Regions from separate parts of the Homo sapiens genome. Here all the other regions are linked to region 3. The links are chromatin loops, found by intact Hi-C in ENCODE. Cell type or tissue: MCF 10A. All regions are shown on one strand. Region 1 overlaps FNDC3B (fibronectin type III domain containing 3B). Region 2 overlaps FNDC3B (fibronectin type III domain containing 3B). Region 3 overlaps FNDC3B (fibronectin type III domain containing 3B). Region 4 overlaps FNDC3B (fibronectin type III domain containing 3B).

The links. Hi-C counts contacts between places; a loop is a spot of excess contacts. Peaks named below come from ENCODE experiments on the same cell type or tissue, not always from the same donor. Only the 100,000 strongest peaks of a DNase experiment are listed, where the experiment ranks them.
Region 1: it touches region 3 in a loop (2.0-fold over the local background); 8 of 110 quality-filtered maps call a loop at or near these places.
Region 2: a loop joins it to region 3, with 10 times the contacts of the local background. A loop is called at or near these places in 3 of 110 quality-filtered maps.
Region 4: it touches region 3 in a loop (2.7-fold over the local background); 3 of 110 quality-filtered maps call a loop at or near these places.

What each region holds. Positions count from the first base shown.
Region 1 is chr3:172,303,709-172,308,708 of GRCh38, forward strand. It overlaps FNDC3B (fibronectin type III domain containing 3B), which reads left to right. Exons shown (of 26, transcript NM_022763.4): 10 at 3,655-3,793. Among named protein-coding and RNA genes, the nearest start is that of GHSR, 140 kb to the right of the region's middle. RefSeq lists an enhancer at 1,871-2,165. In MCF 10A, no CTCF peak of the experiment used is centred here; a DNase peak (open chromatin) is centred at 2,043.
Region 2 is chr3:172,242,123-172,247,122 of GRCh38, forward strand. The region is part of intron 4 of FNDC3B (fibronectin type III domain containing 3B); the gene reads left to right. Among named protein-coding and RNA genes, the nearest start is that of GHSR, 200 kb to the right of the region's middle. In MCF 10A, no CTCF peak of the experiment used is centred here; a DNase peak (open chromatin) is centred at 2,149.
Region 3 is chr3:172,127,456-172,132,455 of GRCh38, forward strand. All of the region lies in intron 2 of FNDC3B (fibronectin type III domain containing 3B), which reads left to right. Among named protein-coding and RNA genes, the nearest start is that of FNDC3B, 90 kb to the left of the region's middle. In MCF 10A, no CTCF peak of the experiment used is centred here; DNase peaks (open chromatin) are centred at 2,636 and 3,126.
Region 4 is chr3:172,219,392-172,224,391 of GRCh38, forward strand. All of the region lies in intron 3 of FNDC3B (fibronectin type III domain containing 3B), which reads left to right. Among named protein-coding and RNA genes, the nearest start is that of FNDC3B, 180 kb to the left of the region's middle. RefSeq lists an enhancer at 3,382-3,885 and a silencer at 4,428-4,722. In MCF 10A, no CTCF peak of the experiment used is centred here; no DNase peak of the experiment used is centred here.

The DNA of each region.
Region 1 (5,000 bases), 180 kb after region 3:
CTCATTGCCATTATGTGGAAAAAAAAAAAATTGCAGTATTCTTTTAAAATGTAGCATCATTAGCAGAGATTTTTCTTTTCTATAAAAGTTATTGGTAAAAATGTTGCTAGTCACTATAACAGTAAGTTGCTGTCCATTTACTGAACTACTATAATTGACAGATGTAATCAAGGGATACTTAAGTGTGGTGCCAATTTTTGTACTATATGCAGCATACTTACATTGCCATGCAAAATGGCTGACAAAATATTATGTGTGAAAAGCATTGACCCTTAGCATAACATTGTTTAAGATTAAAGGCAAGAAAAATAGCCAACTCCATCTGGCCCATACAACTGTCTGTTTTCAACAACCTCAAATTTCTAACCTGCATCAGGTTCTTTTACTTTTATCCTCACTGCCATCCTCCCAGCCTGGCCACCAGGAGTCTCCATCACTTACGACTCTCCAGCCTAGGAAGTATGGATTGCTGCCTCCAAGAATCCCACTAAAAATGAACAAAGAATTTACTGAGACCAAATTTACCTTTCCCCAGACAACTGACTGCATCCTGCTAGTACTTTGCAGGCTGTTTCCCTGCCTTCCTCCCTCTGCTCTATTATCCAGATGGATTTTTGGCGGTGGCTGTTTTTGGGAACATATAGGACCTGATCTGCCTGGGTATACTTCTGCATTTGTAGGCAAATGCCCAGTCATTGCAAACTGACATACTTACTGGGTGGAGGCAGAGAACCTAAACAGCTAAACTGGGTTGGGTAAGGGTCAGCTGAAAAGCAGTCTCAGTGCTGTGGAGACAGTAGGAATGATGGGGACTCTAGCGAACTCTGCAGCACCTGCTCCATCTAAAGCGGGGAGCTGCCCACAGATTTAGCTCATTACTACAGGGCAGGAAAGAGGGCCGAGTGAGGCCAGGTGCAGTGGCTCACGCCTGTAATCCCAGCACTTTGGGAGGCCAAGGTGGGTGGATCACCTGAGGTCAGGTGTTCAAGACCAGCCTGGCCAACGTGGTGAAACCCCCATCTCTACAAAAATACAAAAATCAGTCAGGCATGATGGCAAGTGCCTGTAATCCCAGCCACTCAGGGGGCCGAGGCAGGAGACTCACTTGAACCTGGGAGGCAGAGGTTGCAGTAAGCTGAGATCATGCCATTGCACCCCAGCCTAGGCGACAGAGCGAGACTTCATCTGAAAAAAAAAAAAAAAAAGCCAAGTGTTGCTAAAACCTTGAGTTTTTAAGAGAAGCCAGAAGTTTGGTTTTTAAAATGAGAGCGCTCCAGATATTTTTCAGTGAAGGCTTAATTTTTACTTTTTTATTTCAGAAAATGTTAGATATAGTCAGAAGTAGATAGTAGTTTAGATAGTAGTAGTTTAATGAACTCTCATCACTCAACTTCTGTTACCTCATTGTCCTCACTTACCTCTCCCCTGCCCTGATGATTTTGAAGTAAGGTTCAGACATCATATTATTTCACCTATAAACTATATTACCATCATCACACACACCTGAAATGTCTTCACAATCCCGGGACTGTTCCCATTTCCTCAGTTCTAAGAATGAAGATTTTGTTTCTTTAGTTTGTTGTAATTGGAATTCAAATGTGTGAATATGTGGTTTGGTTGATATGTCTTAAATATATTTTAATCCATTCATTTTTCCCTTTATCTTTTTCTCTTTCTTGCAACTTGTTTGTTAGATTAATTTGTTTGTCCTGTAGAGTCTTCCACAAGTATGAGTTTGGCTGACTGCATCCGTGTTGTGTTGCTTAATATTGTTCTCCTGTCCTCTATATTTCCCATAAAGCAATGAAGAGGTTTAATCAGATACAGGTTCAGTTTTTCTGCCAAGACAGTTTTGTAGGTAGTGACATAGTCCTTTATTAGGAATGCATGGTGTCTGGTTGTCTCTTTTTGTGATGGTCATTGCCTGTATCTTTTAATTCATAGGTGGCTCTAATACTTCAAAACATTATGTTTTTGCACACTGCCACCACACATACACATGTGTCTTGGGTCAGATGCAACCCATGAGTCACCTGTTGGAGAATTCTGTGTATCAAAGTTCAGGCTTGAGCCCTGCCCATGTCTGGAACATGTTGTGATTCATTTAAAGTAACTTACTCCCAGTGAGCCCATCCTGACACAGGGAAATGATCTTACCAGATCTACCATTTAGTTTTATATTATCACGTGCCTACTTACAGTGCGTGCAAAAAGGACCTTTTCCTTCATCAGGGGTTGGGTGGAGAGCATCCCAATGATAAGCATTATTTGTTTGGATCAAATTTCATGCTGTCCTCCCATAAGGCAAATAGATCAAATATGTAATATGTATGTATTTTTATCTTTTGAGGTACAAAGTAGACATATCTATTAGTGCCTTTGACGTATGGCCTCTATGAATTTTTCATGATGGACTTTGTGGAGAAATGACTTTGCAAATCACACACACACTTGGGACCTATCTTCCATAATGTTGTTATCTTTACCTGTTGTTTGTGTTCATTGGGTAGGGCTAAGGGAAGTGGATTGTGGTGTTTAGAGGAACATGATTGCAGGATGAACAAGGGGAATAGGCAATACCGTATATACTGGTTAGACTTCCAGGGATAAATACCATTGATCCAAATTTCTAACTGTGTGGCCTTGGGAAATGTACTTCATCTCTGTGTTTCCTTCTGTCTGCAATGGGTAATAAGATTTCCCTACCTCAGAGAGGGTGGCTATAAGAATTAAGGGCTCAATATCTATTTGCCAACTCTGTGAATAGTTTAATCCTTGCATCTGTTTTAGGCAGCAAAGTGTTCTTTGTTGTTGTTGTTTTTTAAGAGTACATTTTCAATTTTGAAAAAATAAATTCCCAGTATAAAAAATGGAATAGTAGGAAGATGATAAAAATCAGCATAGCCCTATTTTATGCTATTTGAAGAGTGTGGCATTAATAGTATGTTCTATGCTTTTTCTTCATGGCTTCTCTGGAGAAATCAAGCACATATGTTGCAGTGTTGAGCCAAACATTTTAGTGTACAGACCGAACATCTTTAATCTTGGCTTCATGTATAAGAGTTAAATATTCACGTGGATTAAACTGTACCTGAACATTGTTTTTGTGGAATTAGAGAAAGTCACACTTGTTAGCTTCTCTGTGAAACATCCCTAGTTTTACATAAATGTGTACAGTATTAAATGTAGTTCAAAGATGGTATCTACCCTGTTTGTACTTTTATGCTTTCTCTCCAGTCTGTGACCTCTTATTACTGTTTCTTTTGCCTTTTTATCCAGCTCTTAACTCTTAGCCTTTTTCCAGATAAAGTCAACCAGAGAGTAGCTCATGGGGTTTTAGAACATATATTTGGAGATCGTTCTGGGGTTAAGGTTTATTTTCTTACTTAGAATAATCTCTTCTAGTCAGTAGATCCTGCCTATCTTGAAATGGAGCTGGGTGGCACACACTGAGACAAATACCTGTTGGGATGACTGTCCCCTGTTAATGCTAACCATAGGTCAGGACAAGACCAACAGATAAGAGCAAGAGCATGATACTCACTCCGTAAGAAATTCTGTTCATCTACAGAAAGCCTTAGGGTGAAACAAAGATAAGAATCCTGGTCTTCTATGATGAGTCACTGCCACTGACTGTGTCTGTTTTGTTTTCAGGGTGTATGCCATGTACAATTCCGTAAAGGGATCCTGCTCCGAGCCTGTTAGCTTCACCACCCACAGCTGTGCACCCGAGTGTCCTTTCCCCCCTAAGCTGGCACATAGGAGCAAAAGTTCACTAACCCTGCAGTGGAAGGTGGGTAGCTCAAAGCATCAAGAATCGTCTCAATTTAAAAATTAGCCAGGTGTGGTGGCAACGTGTTCCTAGTCCCAGCTACCTGGGAGGCTGAGGAGGGGGGATCACTTGAACCCAGGAGTTTCAAGGCTGCAGTGAGCCATGATCACGCCACTGCACTCCACCCTGGGCAACAGAGAAAGAGTCTCGAGTTAATATAAGGTCAGTCTATAGCCATTTGAAATATTTTTTAGCACGACTCCAGTCTTGTGATATGTTTGGTTTTCTGCATAGTAAGTATGTGCAACCAACTGTTATATCAAAAGTTGTCATTTCTGTAAGAGTTGGGCAAAGGGGTGGGAGGAGGGAACTGCAAAATCTAGCTTTAGCTTTTTTTTGCAGCAGTATTTTCTAAATGTCTTCAGGTCATAAGCAACACGTATAAGTGATATAGGTACTTAAAATACCTACATCTTATCACTTTCTAATAGTCTAGCTCATTTCAACAAACATTTGAGGACTTTAGCAAAAAGTTTTTATCAAGAAAGATTCAGAGATAAAGTAGTTTTATGGCCCTTTTGGCACATTTCAGTGGTGATACTGAAATGTTTAATACATAAAACAACCTAGAACATTTAGTGATCTAAACTATGTTAGTACTTCATTAAGTTTCACTACTTAGGCCATACACCAGTCAGGATTACTAATTATTTAAGAAAAAAAGACTGAATTATATATTTTCATGAAACACAATTCACTGGCTAAAATTAGCTGTTACCAAAGAGAGATCATATTGCCCCTTCCTCAAGAGGCATCACTAGCTTGTTAATCATAGTTGTGTGTTTGTGAGAAAACAGTAGATTGTTATCAATCTCTATAGCAGTTATTTCTCTACATCAATATTTTAAAATATAATTTAAAATGTAAAATAGATGGAGGTAGAGATAAAGATTTAGGGTTTGGGGGGAGAATAGTAATGTGTGAAAGAAAGAAAATGGCTAGGAAGATCCATTATTAGTGAAGAAATATTTTATCTTTTCATTTCTGGCCCAGAGAGTCAGGTTGGTCTAGGGAGCTGATGAAAGCAATTGAGAGTAGTGGTTAGCAGCAAAGCATGGGCCTCAGTTGATCCCTCTTAGGTGGGCAGCTGCATTCTCATAGCCAGTGGCCAGCATTGAGTGTGTTACTTGGACAGAAGCAAAGTTTAAACTGGCTTAGAATCTGAACT
Region 2 (5,000 bases), 110 kb after region 3:
TCACACTGAGGCAAGAGGTGGGTTCCCATAGTCTTGGGCAGCTCTGCCCCTGTGGCTTTGCAGGGTACAGCCTCACTCCTGACTGCTTTCACAGGCTGGTATTGAGTGCAGATTTTCCAGGCATGTGATGCAAGCTGTTGGTGGATCTACCATTCTGGGATCTGGAGGATGGTAGCCCTCTAGGCAGTGCCCCAGTAGGGACTTTGTATGGTGGCTCTGACCCCACATTTCCCTTCTGCCCTACCCTAGCAGAGGTTCTCGATGACAGCCCCACTCTGCAGCAAACTTCTGCCTGGACATCCAGGCATTTCCATACAGCCTCTGAAGTCTAGGCGGAGGTTCCCAAACCTCAATTCTTGACTTCTGTGCACCCGCAGGCTCAACGCCACATGGAAGCTACCATAGCTTGGGACTTGCACCCTTTGAAGCCACAGCCTGAGCTGTACCTTGGCCCCTTTCAGTCATGACTGGAGTGGCTGGGATGCAGGGCACCAAGTCCTTAGATTGCACACAGCATGGGGACTCTGGGCCTGGCCCACACAACCATTTTATCCTCCTAGGCCTCAGGGCCTGTGATGAGAGGGGCTGCCATGAAGACCTCTGACATACCCTGGAGACATTTTCCCCATTGTCTTGCGGATTAACATTCAGCTCTTTGTTACTTAAGCAAATTTCTGCAGTGGGCTTGAATTTCTCCTCAGAAAATGGGATTTTCTTTTCTATTATATTGTCAGGCTGCAAATTTTCCAAAGTTTTATGCTCCGCTTCCCTTATAAAACTTAATGCCTTTAACAGCACCCAGGTCACCTCTTGAAGGCTCTGCTGCTTAGAGATTTCTTCTGCCGGATACCCTAAATCATCTCTTTCAAGTTCAAAGTCCCACAAATCTCTAGGGCAGAGACAGAATGCTGCCACTCCCTTTGCTAAAACATAAGAAGAACCACCTTTGCTCCACAAGTTCCTCATCTCTATCTGAGACCATCTCAGCCTGGGCCTTATTGTTCATATCATTATCAGCATTTTAGTCAAAGCCATTCAAGTCTCTAGGGAGTTCCAGACTTTCCCACATTTTCCTGCCTTCTTCTGAGCCCTCCAAATTGCTCCAACCTTTGCCTGTTACCCAGTTTCAAAGTTGCTTCCACATTTTCGGGTAACTTTTCAGCAATGTGCCACTCTTCTTGGACCAATTTACTGTATTAGTCTGTTTTCATGCTGCTGATAAAGACATACCTGAGACTGGGCAATTTACAAAGGAAAGAGGTTTAATTGGACTTACAGTTTCATGTGGGTGAGGAAGCCTCACAATCATGGTGGAAGGCAAGGAGGACCAAGTCACATCTTACATGGATGGCAGCAGGCAAAAAAAGAGGTTGTGCAGGGAGACTCCTGTTTTTAAAACCATCAGATCTCGTGACACTTAAATCACCATCATGAGAACAGCACGGGAAAGACTTGCCTTCATGATTCAATTACCTCCCACCCACTCCCTCCCACAACATGTGGGAAGTCAAGATGAGATTTGGGTGGGGATACAGCCAAACCATATCAGCCATCTTCCTTTGGTGTCTTCACGTGATGTTCCCTTTGTGCATGTGTCTTGTAAATCTCCTCTTATATAGATACTGTTGGATTAGAGTCTACCTATATGACCTCATTTCACCTTAATTGTCTACTTAAAATGCCCTGTTTCTAAATACAGTCACATTCTGAAGGTAGTGAGCATCAGAACGTCAACATTTGAATTTGGGGACACATAAGTCAGCCCATGATAGGTGACAGTCTGAGAACCCGGCATAATGATCTTTTCCAAGGCTCTATGCTTCTCTGGAGAGGATATGTGAGTGACAGTTCTGTTGGGTCATAGAGCTGGAAAAAATTTAGATGAAGAATATTTATTCTGATTTCTGAAATCACCACACTTCTGCTTTCTTAACAGCACTTACTAGGACTTAGTCTAATTTTTCTCTTTATATTCTTAGGCTGTGTGGATGAGTCTTACTGTTGAGCACTTATTTTTTCTCCCCTTTGAATATCCAGTCCTTAGCACATAGTATGTGTCAGGAAATAATAGTTGAATTGAATACAGGTGATTCATCTGCCTCTGGACATTCTCACAATTTCCTACACCACAAAAGGAAATGAATTTGTCTTTTCCTTAGTCGTCTACCAAGAATGAAGGCATATTTTTTTTGCCTCAGGTGTTTTGGACTGAATTCTGTCTGATGTCTAAATTCGACTACAGTAATATATTTATTTATGAGCCATCTTTATTAAAGAATGTTACTGCCACCGTTTCCTTAGTTGCCAATTATTTTGTGCATTGTTATTGCTCCTCAGATTTTCTTATTTTGGGGGAGACTTAGGCATAATTTCCTTAGATGTAGATCAAAGCTGAATTGGATAACTAAAATATGTTGCAATTTATGTTATAGAAAAATGGTAAAAATATTCACATATTTTTTATATTTCTACTATTTCAGAATTAATATTTCACCTTTTTTTTTTTTTTTTTTTTTTTTTGAGTCGGCGTCTCCGTCTGTCACCCAGGCTGGAGTGCAGTGGTGCGATCTTGGCTCACTGCAGCCTCCACCTCCTGGGTTCAAGCAATTCCCCTGCTTCAGCCTCCTGAGTAGCTGGGACTACAGGTCCACGCTGCCACACCCTGCTAATTTTTTGTATTTTTAGCAGAGATGGGGTTTCACCATGTTGGCCAGACTGGTCTTGAACTTCTGACCTCAGACAGTCCACCTGCCTCGGCCTCCCAAAGTACTGGGATTACAGGCGTGAGCCACTGCGCCTGGCCAATATTTCACTTTTTTAAAATAAATCTTTTTAATGATAAGACAGGCTTGGGTTTGTCAAGAACAGGTTTCTAAAAGGGTTTCATTATGCATGCACATGTAAATAAAAACCTTTTACAAATCCCACAGAATAAGATACTTTAAAATGGAGCTGTCAAGCAATTTTTATATGTACAGGCAATTTGTGGTTTCAAAAAGCTACTTCAAAAAAAACTTCAAAAAGTTAGTGCTTTTTGATAATTTTTTTTTAAAACCACTTTGTTAACAGGTCCAAAGTTATATGATAAAATGATCAAATAAATTTTTTCGTTATAAATAGTCTTGTTTAAAAGTCCAAAGCGTGCCTCTTAATATTTAGTGAGAGCCCTGTTCTTGTTCTACTTCATCAGTTGTCTATGTTGCTGGTTGACTTTTGGAAGTTTTACACTGAATGAAAGAATAAAGATTGTAAACCTCTAGAAAACAAGTACTTTACTTCTGTGGTCCTTCCAGGATTGAATGAAGGTTCCATGAAAGAGAAACATCTGGAATATGCCTTTTTTTTTTCTTAATAGCTAGTAGAGGGTGAGGAGGGAAATAAGACACTGTAGGATAATGCATGTTTGTGTCAGATCGTAGGAAAAAAATCATGATGTATTTATACTACATGTGCTATTTATATACATGTGCTACCAAACAGCATGCAGCTCTATGTTTTAGACAAAATAGAAGAAGCTTTGATGATAATTATCAATACATGCATGAGAATTTCCAATGTCATGGTTTAAGCACCCACTTCACATACACTTGTAAATTAGCTTCCATGCATTCATAAATGGGGTTAGTGTGATTAGCTTGCCAAGGCCCAGAAGAGATTATATTTATTAAAGATCACATGAAAAGCTGTGTCCTAGGCATCTCACTAGGAATCTTAATTTTAAATAGGTAATATTATCTTATTTATGAACTATTAACACAGTAGAAACATTTATTTTGATAGATTTATTAATGAATGTAAAGATTTCTGTTTTTTTAACATAAGGATTAATGGCCGTTCATTCAATCTAAACCTATTTTGTACACTGAAATATAACATAAACATTGATAGACTTGCCAATCTGTCTTAAGCACTACTTTTAAAATATGAAGCTAAGTATAGTTTTTTGTTGTTATTAAGATGTTTTAGACATGATTAAGTCATTTTATTTTGTCCTATAATTAACCTCCTGAGGTATAATGAGAAATCCATTTCAATATAGAAGGTCAGTTTTGTGCGGTTTTTAGATTTTTTTTTTTTTGTAAAACAAAACTTCCTGTCAGAGTGTGTGCCCGATCGTGCATTTGATTAGATCAGCTGGCATGGCTTCTTGGCAGCCTGGCCCTCACTGCCAGGTTTACTCCGTGTCCACTTCCTTGCAGGGCCCTGACCTAGAGGCCATCTCTCAGCTGTCCCAGCCCTGCCAATTGTTTGAGGTCCCTGAAGCCTTTCCTGATTCTCCCATCTCACGTTATCATTCTCTGTACCCTACAACTTTACCTTTTCATCATGGTATCTGTTGTGTTAGTTATTTCTTTCATTGTGTTTCACCAAAGTTGTTTGCTCATAGGAGCTGGTAGTGTGACGCTGGCCACAGAGGCAATAAATATTGGCATTGTGCTGCCTTCGTTGCTCTACTTGGATGAATTAGAAAACATTCAGAGGAGCTGGGCACGGTCGTGCATGCCTGTAGTCCCAGCTACTTTGGAGGCTGAGGCAGGAAGATGACTTGAGGCCAGTTCAAGGCTGTAGTGTATGATGATCACACCTGCGTGTAGCCACTGCACTTCAGCCTGGGCAACAGAGTGAAATCCCATTTCTAAAAATAAATAATGAACAAAGAATTGGAAAAAGAATGGATAGAGTGTTGATTGGCTTGCTTTTCTCATAGCAGGTTGCTTTTCCAAGCATCTTCTTTCACAACACTCATCATGAGGACATCTTGGGAGCAAAAGTGTCCATACTGATTTGGGGTTACTTAAGTTTTTCTTTGGTCAGAATCCCTCATTTCATCCATATCCTCAGTCCTAGATTAAGTAATCTTAGGGCACACTTACGGCTTCTGACGTTAATGCCACCTTTGTTTCCTAAAGCCCTGATGATGATGGAACTGTGCATGTTAAAGCAGGAAAGGGGAAGAATGTTGTCAGCATATCTAGAAGCCTAGCCCTGGAAAAGTACTT
Region 3 (5,000 bases):
GTCTTCTTCAAGCCTCAGTTTCCCCACTTGTAAAATCTAGTTACTATCTACCTGGCAGATGACAGGGATTCAATAAGTAGTAGCTGTTTCTTAATCATTGTAGAAAAAAAACCTGGAAAAAGGAGTTGATAAAGTACCCTGCATCATGCCAAATTAATCTTACAGACACATGTGATATTGAGGATACAGCTTTTTTTTAAACAAAGAACAGCACATTTTTATTTTTAAGTTTTATTTATTATTATTTTGAGACAGTCTCACTGTGTTGCCCAGGCTGGAGTGCCATGGCAACTGCTGCCTCCCGAGTTCAAGCGATTCTCATGCCTCAGCCTCCAGAGTAGCTGAGACTACAGGCACCCACCATTACCCCCGGCTAATTTTTGTATTTTTAGTAGAGACAGGGTGTTGGTCAGGCTGGTCTCTAACTCCTGATGTCAAGTGATCCATCTGCCTCAGCTTCCCAAAGTGCTGGGATTATAGGCGTGAGCCACCACACCCGGCCGAGGATACAGCTTTTGAACCTTCTATTCTTTGAAGAAAACAGTATTAAAACTTTTGGAGTAGTGGATATTCTTGCTCCTTATTTTGCATAGTAAGAGTCCTAAAGCCCAGGAAAACATATTTGCCATGTATCCTACGGGTTGTGTTGAGCAAGGGGAGCTTCACCTACAATGTGTACCCTTGGACCTTGAGTTCCCAGTGTTTGCTTAGGTCCCCTTGGAGGCTTCCTGTTATTGTATATTATTTTTCAATCAGCTTTGGATTCAGGCTTCAGGTAGGGCAGTGAGCAAAATGAGGCAATGGACACATTCACATCTTCTTCCAGGATCTTTCTAGTTTACTTGCTTATGTTTTTAATCCTGGGACATTTTCTTTGCATGTGTTATTACCACAAAGATAAATATTTGGCATTCGCACCCCATCGCTTCCCTTTTCCTGATTTGGAGAAAAGAGGGGGCTCAAAACACAAATACTGCTTACTTTTCAGTTTTGCCTGAGGCCAGCTGTGTTCTATGGCACACAGACTGGGGTCTCAAAGGTGTGTGTGGATGAACAGTTTGGGTATGGGGGCCTGGGAAGAGCTTGGAGATTGGGAATCTTGGGGGTGGGGCTGGGGAGTGGGGAGTTGGGAGTATGTGTGACCAGAAAATAGTAGCATGAGGAATAGGTGGTAGTACTCTTCTCATGTAGTCAAAGGTCACTTTTGAAGTTATTAGGTATTCCTGGCTAGAATCCTTAGTTGCGTGGAACTCCTCTGCAGCTTTTAGATTGTATCATTTTCCCCCTTAAAGATACCTGTTGGATAATCATAAATGTGGGCTCCAAGGGAGAAGTATTCATTTATACATGAAAACAAGCTACACAAAGTGTGGCCAGTGGAAAAAACTCTAGAAGTGAAATGGGATCTCCTCTCTGGTATGGTTTATATCTTGATTGTCTGAGGGTTGGATTTAACGCTTAAAAATGCTGCAAGTGTACTATTTTGTCTTTGGTCAGTTGGTACTCTTCTCCCAGGAGGAGCTTTTTTTTGGGAGACAGTCTTGCTCTGTTGTCCGGGCTGGAGTGCAGTTGGCACCGTCACGGTTTGCTACAGCCTCGACCTCCTGGGCTCACGCGATCCTCCTGCCTCACCCTCCTGAGTTGCTAGAACTACAGGAATGCACCACCATGTCCGGCTAATTTTTACAATTATTTTTGTAGATATGGAGTCTCACTATGTTGCTGGGGTTGGTCTGGAACTCCTGGTCTCAAGTGATTCTCCCCGTCTCAGCCTCCCAAAGCACTGGAATTACAGGCATGAGCCTCTGTACCTGGCCAGAAGCTTTTTTGATGGACTGATCCATTACCCTGATTGCTTATTTGAGTGACTGGTAATTTTTTTATTTGAGGCATAAATTAGACATTTGCCTCCAGGAGTAGTCTTAGATACTATTGGCACCTGGTTAATCAGCCACCCAAGGTTTAAATTGCAAAAGTAGCCTCCCTTTTCCTCTTTTAATGAGTATAAAACAGAGTTAGGTTTAGATTTATACCTGTAAAGGAAAGATATTACACCTTCTTTCAGTTCTCCTGTTAGACAAAGAATTCCCATGATGCTGTGTTTACTCAATTGTATTAATTGCAACTCTTGTTTTATTGTTTCTCTGGACTTTGGAAGAGTGGTCACTTATTTTTCATTAAACTTTGATAAACTGCCTTCTGTTTATTTCCAGCTTCTTGGTTCATGTAACACTAACGGTTTTGAAACAGATCTGATGAAGCAATAGTAGCTTAGAGGATGCTCCCATGATTTGATTAGCATGGTTCTTCTTAAGATCTCTGGAGAAAAAAAATATCTAGTTAAAATCTTTGTCTTTTTTTTCTTCCTCTGAAGACATGGTGCAGTATGAATCAGTTTAATGCTGACTTTGGAAAAGTAGGAAATGCTTAGTGAGTAGACAAAAAATGATGTGGTTTGGACAGCGATGTTCTGTATCGCATTTTATATTAAGGAGGACTTGTAGCAGTTATTATATTTCTGCTTTGTGGTTGGGGAGAGGGAGGGAGGGAGGGGGAGAGAGAGAAATTGCCCAACTTGTATGATAGGAAAGGTTAAGTGCCGGGAGTTGGCCAGGTTGTGACTCATGCTCCTCGGGGCTGCGTGATGCAAGACCTTTTGCCGCCAGCTCATTCATGTCTGCTGTCAGGACCGGTCATTGGGCTGGTGTGTGTCAAACTTATTTTTATCTCTGCTTTATTGACAATGAAAACAGCTAGGTGGTCAGCCTCCCTCAGTATAATAAAATGCTTTCTTTTAAAATACCTCAGTGCCAAGATGAATATGGTTTGTTTAAATAATGACTTCTGCTCTACTGAGAAAAATTGATATTGGGACACAGGAGACTTGCCTGGTTTCTGAGGTAACTTGGTAGATTATAATCTGGTTGCTATGGCTACTCAGCAGCAGTGAAAATTACATGAACTAAACATTTGAAGGGAGGTATTTTCGTCGGATGCTTAAAAGCCCGTTACCTATCATCTTTCTCCCTGAAGAAGTGGGATGGGGGTCAGGAATTGAACTCAGTAAGCAGGGGGGGAAGGTATAAGTGGACCTTAGAGGCTGGATGCCTCTGCGTCGTTCTTTGAAGTTTGGCCTGGTGTCAGTGACCACTGAGGAACTGTTACAGACACTTTTTGTGCAATATGATAAGCAGATAATGTGACGACAGTCCGGACATGTCCCAATTCAGAAATCCGTTTTCTTGCCTGGGACTTTCCGTAATACTGGTGAATTGTATTTTCTGAACCGGTATTCAGGGCACATTGTCTGACAATTATGAGCGTGGTAGAAGAGAGTATATGAATTTGGGATTGTCAGAGAAAATCTAGGACATAGAGTCTTGGCATCCATTGGTTCCCCCCTCCCCCAGCTAATTAATTCCATGGGCATATATTACAGTTCTATCCCTAGAGCTTTAAACACAAAGCAAATGGTTTTTGCTTTATTACAGTGATGCTAGAATTGGTCTAAGGACCTTTAAAAAGACATGGATAATTGTCTGTATTGAAGTGTGATTTTCTTCCATTGTAGTTTTTATATTGTATATTTATGTAAAAATAAATGATTTTCATGTTAAAGAAATGACTTTAAAAGCTCCTTTTCAAGAAAACAAATATTTGGCCCGGCGCAGTGGCTCACGCCTGTAATCCCAGCACTTTGGGAGGCCGAGACGGACGGATCACCTGAGGTCAGGAGTTCGAGACCAGCTTCAACATGGAGAAACCCCATCTCTACTAAAAATACAAAATTAGCCAGGCGTGGTGGTGCAGGCCTGTAATCCCAGCTACTGGGGAGGCTGAGGCAGGCGAATTGCTTGAACCTGGGAGGCGGAGGTTGCAGTGAGCTGAGATCGCGCCATTGCACTCCATCCTGGGCAACAAGAGCGAAACTCCGTCTCAAGAAAAAAAAAAAAAAACCAAATATTTTAATCATTCTAGAGATCTTGAAGGAATTTCCTTTTGAGTTTTTGAAACAGTACAGTGTGCTTACATTGGTGATAATTTAAATACTGAAAACTCAAAGATTATCTACAGTTATTATATAGGAAAAATAAATTGCCTTGAAATAACTGTCATAATTCAAGATAATGAGAAGCACCAAGGGTGAAGCTTAGTCTGAGTTTCCCTGAATGATCCTGTTTTTTCCAGGTAATGTATTTTCTGATTTAAAAAAATTTAGTATTCCAGCAGTATCATCTGGATGAATTATTAGAAGAGGCAAAATACATGGATATTAAAGATTGAGTATTTAAAGATGAAATGGTTTTGATTTCAAAAGTTTTACAAAACAAATTATAGTGTATACAGTAAATAAAGTTGACTTTTAAATTGCATCTTATGAAAGCTTAATTTCTAAGCTGAGATAATTATTTGCAATAGTTTTTTTTTTAATGTTTTATGACTTTCATTCATTCAGTGAAAGTAGTTATTGAGCACATAACTTATTCTATGCCAGGCATGGGGCTAGATAGCTGGATGTTATCCTTATCATGCCTAGATTAAAGAAGGAAAGGCAGACACTAACATAATTGCTTAGTTAATTGATTGCAGTTGTAAATTCTAGGAAGAAGTAGTAGAGCGGGTATTTTTGTTTGATTTAGAACACATAGTGGGGGACTTGACCTGTCCTGGGAGTCAAAACACTGTTATCACAAGCTGAGAAGGATGAATAGACGTTGGTTGAGGATGGAGGAAGGTAGGTGGTAAGCTAAGATGAAGGAGTACAGGAAGAGTATCACAGACAGAGGAAACAGTATGCTTGACAGTTTCAAGCCAGGGAGGAACAGGGCTTGTTCCGATAACTGTAGGATGAATGTGACACTGACATCCTGTCAATTTCTAGAAATTATATGGTGATTTTTAAAATAGTGTTAGCCTTGTACATGGTGGTTTTTAACTATAGTTTTTGTGGTGGTGGTGGTTGTTTTTGAGATGGAGTCTTGCTCTGTCACCTAGGCTGG
Region 4 (5,000 bases), 92 kb after region 3:
TGTAGCTTGTTAGTAACCCCAGTTTTACTACCTTATCTTTCTTTGGTTATTTGCATAATTTTTCAATTCTTTTTTTGTTAAGGTGAAATGCATAAAACATAAAATTAACTCATTAAGTAAATACACCTATTCACAATGTTATGCAACCACTACCTCTGTTTCCAAAACGTTTTTCATCACCCCAAAAAGCTGTACCCATTGAGCGGATGCTCCTCAGTCCTGCAAACCTTCCACCCACCCTCCTGCCTCAGCCTTTGGCAACCACCAATCTGAGTTCTGTTTCTGTAGATTTATTTATTCTGAATATTTCGTGTAAGTGGAATCACACAATATGGGTGATCTTTTGGGTCTGATCCTAATGCTTTCAAGCTTTATCAGCATTGTAGCTTGTATTAGTGCTTCATTCCTTTTTATGGTGGAGTAGTATTCTATGGTTTGTACACATTTTATCCATCCTTCTCCTGATGGACATTTCAGCTCTTTCTATCTTTTGAGTATTGTGAACATGAACACATGTACAGGCTGCTGTGAACATGCCTGTAGATGTGTTTGTTTATGTGTTTGCAATTCTCTTGGATATATTACTTTCAATGGCAAAAAACACAGTTACTTTTGCACCAACCTAATACAAGTAAAAGTGGAATTGGTGGGTCATAAGGTAATTTTACATTTAACTTTGAGGAAGTGGTACAGTTTTCCACAGTTTCTGTTTACTTCCTACCAGCAGTGTACAAGTTTCCAATTTCTCCACAACTTTGTCAACACTTGTTATTTTCTGTGTGTGTGTGTGTGTGTCTTTTAATAGCCATCCTAGTGTGTGTGAAGTGGTATCTCATCATGGTTTTGATTTGTATTTTCCTCATGACTGATGATGTTGAGCATCTTCTTATGTGTGTGCATGTGTTTGTGTGTTGGCTATTTACATATTATCTTTGGAGAAATGTCTATTCAATTCCTTTAGCCATTTTTAAGTAGGGTTGTTTGTCTTTTTGTTGAGTTGTGAGAGTTCTTCATATATTCTGGATACAAGTCCCTTATCAAATATGATTTGTAAATATTTTTCCCATTCTATAGGATGTGTTTTCATTTTCCTAGTTATGTCTTTTGATGCACAAAAGTTTCTAATTTTGATGAAGTTCATTTTATCTGTCTTTTGTTGCTTGTACTTTTGGTGTCTATAGATCTGTTGCCAAATGCAGTGTCATGAAGATTTACTTCTGTTTTCTTCTAAGAGTTTTATTTTTTTTAAGCTTCTATAAGTAGGTCTATGATCCATTTTGAGTTGATTTTTGTATATGATATGAGATAGGGGTCCAAGTTCATTCTTTTTGTCTATTTGGAGTCCCTGGAATTTTGATAGGATTACATTGACTCTAGATCACTTTGAGTATTATTGCTAGCTTAATAATAAATCTTCCATGGCTGGGTGTGGTGGCTCATGCCTGTAATCCCAGTACTTTGGAGGCCGAGGAATATCACTTGAGCCCCAGGAGTTTGAGATCAGCCTGGGCAATATAGTGAGACTCTGGCTCTATTAAAAAAAAATAAATAAATCTTCTTTTTCATGCTACTATTTAGCAGTGTTTTGTAGTTTCAGTATATAGACCATTCACTCCATTGATTAAATTTATCACCAGGTATTTTATTCTTTTGGATGCTGTTATGATTGGAATTGTTTTCTTAATTTTCTGATTGTTCATTCCTGGTGTGTAGAAACACAATTGGCTTTTTTTGTGCAGATATTATACCTTGCAGGTTTACTGAATTAGTGTGCTAGCTCTAGTAATTTTTTTTGTGGGATCTTTGAGATTTTCTATACGTTGGGATATGTCATATGTGAGTAGATAAGTTTTACTTCTTCCAATTTGGATGCCTTTCTTTTTCTTGCCTAATTGTTCTGGCTAGAACTTCCAGTACAATGTTGAATCTCAGTGATGAAAGTGGACATCCTTGTCTAGTTCCTGATGTTGGTGGAAAGTCTGGTTCTTATAGTCTTCTGTCTCATGAAGTCAGAGCTTATCAAAGCATGGTCCCTAGACAGCAGCATCCATACCACCTGGGACCTTGTTAGAAATACTCATTCTTGGAGGTTCCCTCTGAACTTTCTGATTCTGACACTGTGCGAAGTGGGGCCTAGCAATTTGTATTTTAAGAAACGCTCTAGATGATGTGGATGCACACTGAAGTTGAAGAACCACTGCAGCAGAGTTCGAATTTCTTTAAAGTTAGCATCTGTGCTTTATTTTCTTTGTCTTCCTTTTAGTTCCCTTGTGGGATTAATCAGTGTTGAATAATTTAAAAAAAAAAAAGAATGTCAAGGCTAACCAAAGTGCCTACATTATCTCTTAGCTTGTGTAAGAGTCTTGAGTCACCATGAATGATTGCAGATTCATCATTAGACATTTATGAGATTCATCAGAAGACCTCACATTTTGTATGCAGTCTTAGACCCATTGCAAACAGCTTAAATGTACTTGTATTTAGACCATTTGTTCTGATAATTACTTTCACCATTATTATCTGTTTACCTACTAGCTGTGGCCTTATGGCTACTTCTGCCAGCAAGAATTTCTGTTCCTCAGCTATTTAAAAAGACTGAAGGGTCACTTTTATAGGATAAATTAGATTTTATCACATCATTATTTCATCTTTGCCTTATTTTCATCTTGCTATGTTGTGATGTCAACTCCTTTACATCCTTTTTGAGCAAGATGATATTTAAATCAATTAGGAAAAAATGTGATCTATTGCAGCTAATGGCTATTGTTGAAAAATAGCCGTTTAGACACACAAGTACCAGTTTATAGACAAGCACAATAATTCTATGAATTCATTATCAGATTATAGACAAGCACATGAATACTCAGATGATAAAAATACCATTTAAAAGTGCCTGAAATTATAGTATAATTGATTAGTTTATAGCTGATCTTTTTCTAAGACTTGTTTAAATGATGATTTGTACCCTGGATTCCCAGTTTCCACCATTTCAGACTTCCAAACTTTATTTGTAATTCACCTAATCAGTCTGGTTCTGTCTGCTCCCAGAATGGGTGAATGTTGTGAAGATAGCATCTGAGATGTGTGAGCTCTAGGTCAGCAGTTCCCAACCTTTTTGGCACCAGGGACCGTTTTTGTGGAAGACAATTTTTCCACGGATTGGGGGTGAGGGGGGCTGTTTCAGAATGAAACTGTTCCACCTCAGATCATCAGGCATTAGTTAGATTCTCATAAGGAGCACACAGCCTAGATCCCTCTTCACGATAGGGTTCGCTGCTGATTAGGAATCTAATGCCGCTGCCGATCTGACAGGAGGCAGAGCTCAGGCAGTAATGCTCGCTTGCCCACTGTTCATCTCCTGCTGTGCAGCCCATTTCCTAACTGGCCACAAACCAATAGTGGTCCGTGGCCTGGGGATTGGGCGCCCCTGCTCTTGGGGATCCCTGGTAGCAGGGAAGAAACAGAGGATGAGGCAGAATGATCTTGCAGCCTTGGTGGAGGCTCAGGAGCTCTCCAAGAGCTTGTGTGGTCCTAAGAATACAATGTTGCTGGTCTTTCCTTTTGTCTCTTTGATGTGTGAATACTGTCATACAATCATTGCATTAATTACCATTGATTGAATAATAAAGCGGCTCTCCAACCTTTCTGGTTCAAGGTTTAAGTAAATGAAAATTCAATTCATTAACAATTGCTAGCAGACTTTTAGGAACTTTACGAAGAGAAATTAGTGTTTTAATTAGGGAAAGATTACAATAATATTGGGCATTCTCAAACACAGTTCAGCAGAGATAGTAAACTCACAGATTGGGAAATAAATGTTTAGGAAGACAATAACTTCTTTTCGTACCACTATGGTGAATGAGATTTTATTTTGCTAGCTTTTAAACTCCAAATTGCCTATAGATGCAATGGTTTATTTCAGAAAGGAGAGGAACTTGGGGTTCTAAGGCAAGGTGGAGTTTTGGAAACTATTAGTGCATATTTTTAAATGTCCTTTGAAATAGTTTTGATGACAGTGACAAAAGGGGGAACAAGCATGTTAAAGTCATTTGGCTACTCTTGAAATCAAGACTGTGAAGAAAACCTTTTCTAGCTGTAAATCACATGCTTGTCCTACATTCTTTAAAGCATTTTACACAAATGACTTTAACAGTTTTAGGGGTCATGCCTGGGGTTAAGAGACTATTTGCATGGTATACGTTTTGGTGATTAAAAAGCAATACTTTATTGAGATGGTAGCACCTCTGTTCACACTCTGTACTGTGAAACATTTTATTTTTACCTAATGAGGAAGGATTGTTCCCTAAGTCAATGTTGTACCAAGTGTATACTTGTTGATTTTATGTTGCATGGGTGTGGAATATTAAAAAGCTTTACTACTTGTAATAGTAACAAAAAAAAATTTAAAAAGCAACCAAAACTATCTATAAAATTATAAAAAGCATTGTAAAGAATAATGATAACTAGTAACATTTTGATGAGTGATTATTGTGCCATGCACTGCTCTAAGCGCTTTTGCGTGTAATGAATTTCATCTTTAAACCTGACCATATGAAGTAAGAATTGTTATTCTCACTTATGACTATTAGGAAGTAAGGTTCAGAAAGGCTAAGTGAATTGTTCAAGGTCACGCAACCAGTGTGAATAGTGAGCTGGGGAATAAAACCAGGCAGATCACACTCTTAACATCTGCTCCATTGAGCTGTGTACATCAGCCCTTGAATTTCACAGATACTGCTCAGGATGGGGCAGACATCATTGTTTATGATTTATTTTTAATGAGTCAATTCAAATACAAATATTAAGTAAATACACAACTCTCTCGTTGGCTGTGTCAAAAATGCTGAGGCTGACAAGAAAAATGGATTTGGAAACCAAAGCCTTCAGCGATTGGTGGATGTATTCGTTTAAATTATACTTAAGAATTAAATGGGGTCATGCAATGATCGATTTTTATGCCATTCTCTTCTTTTGCTTTAAATTATTGCCAATGTGTTAGC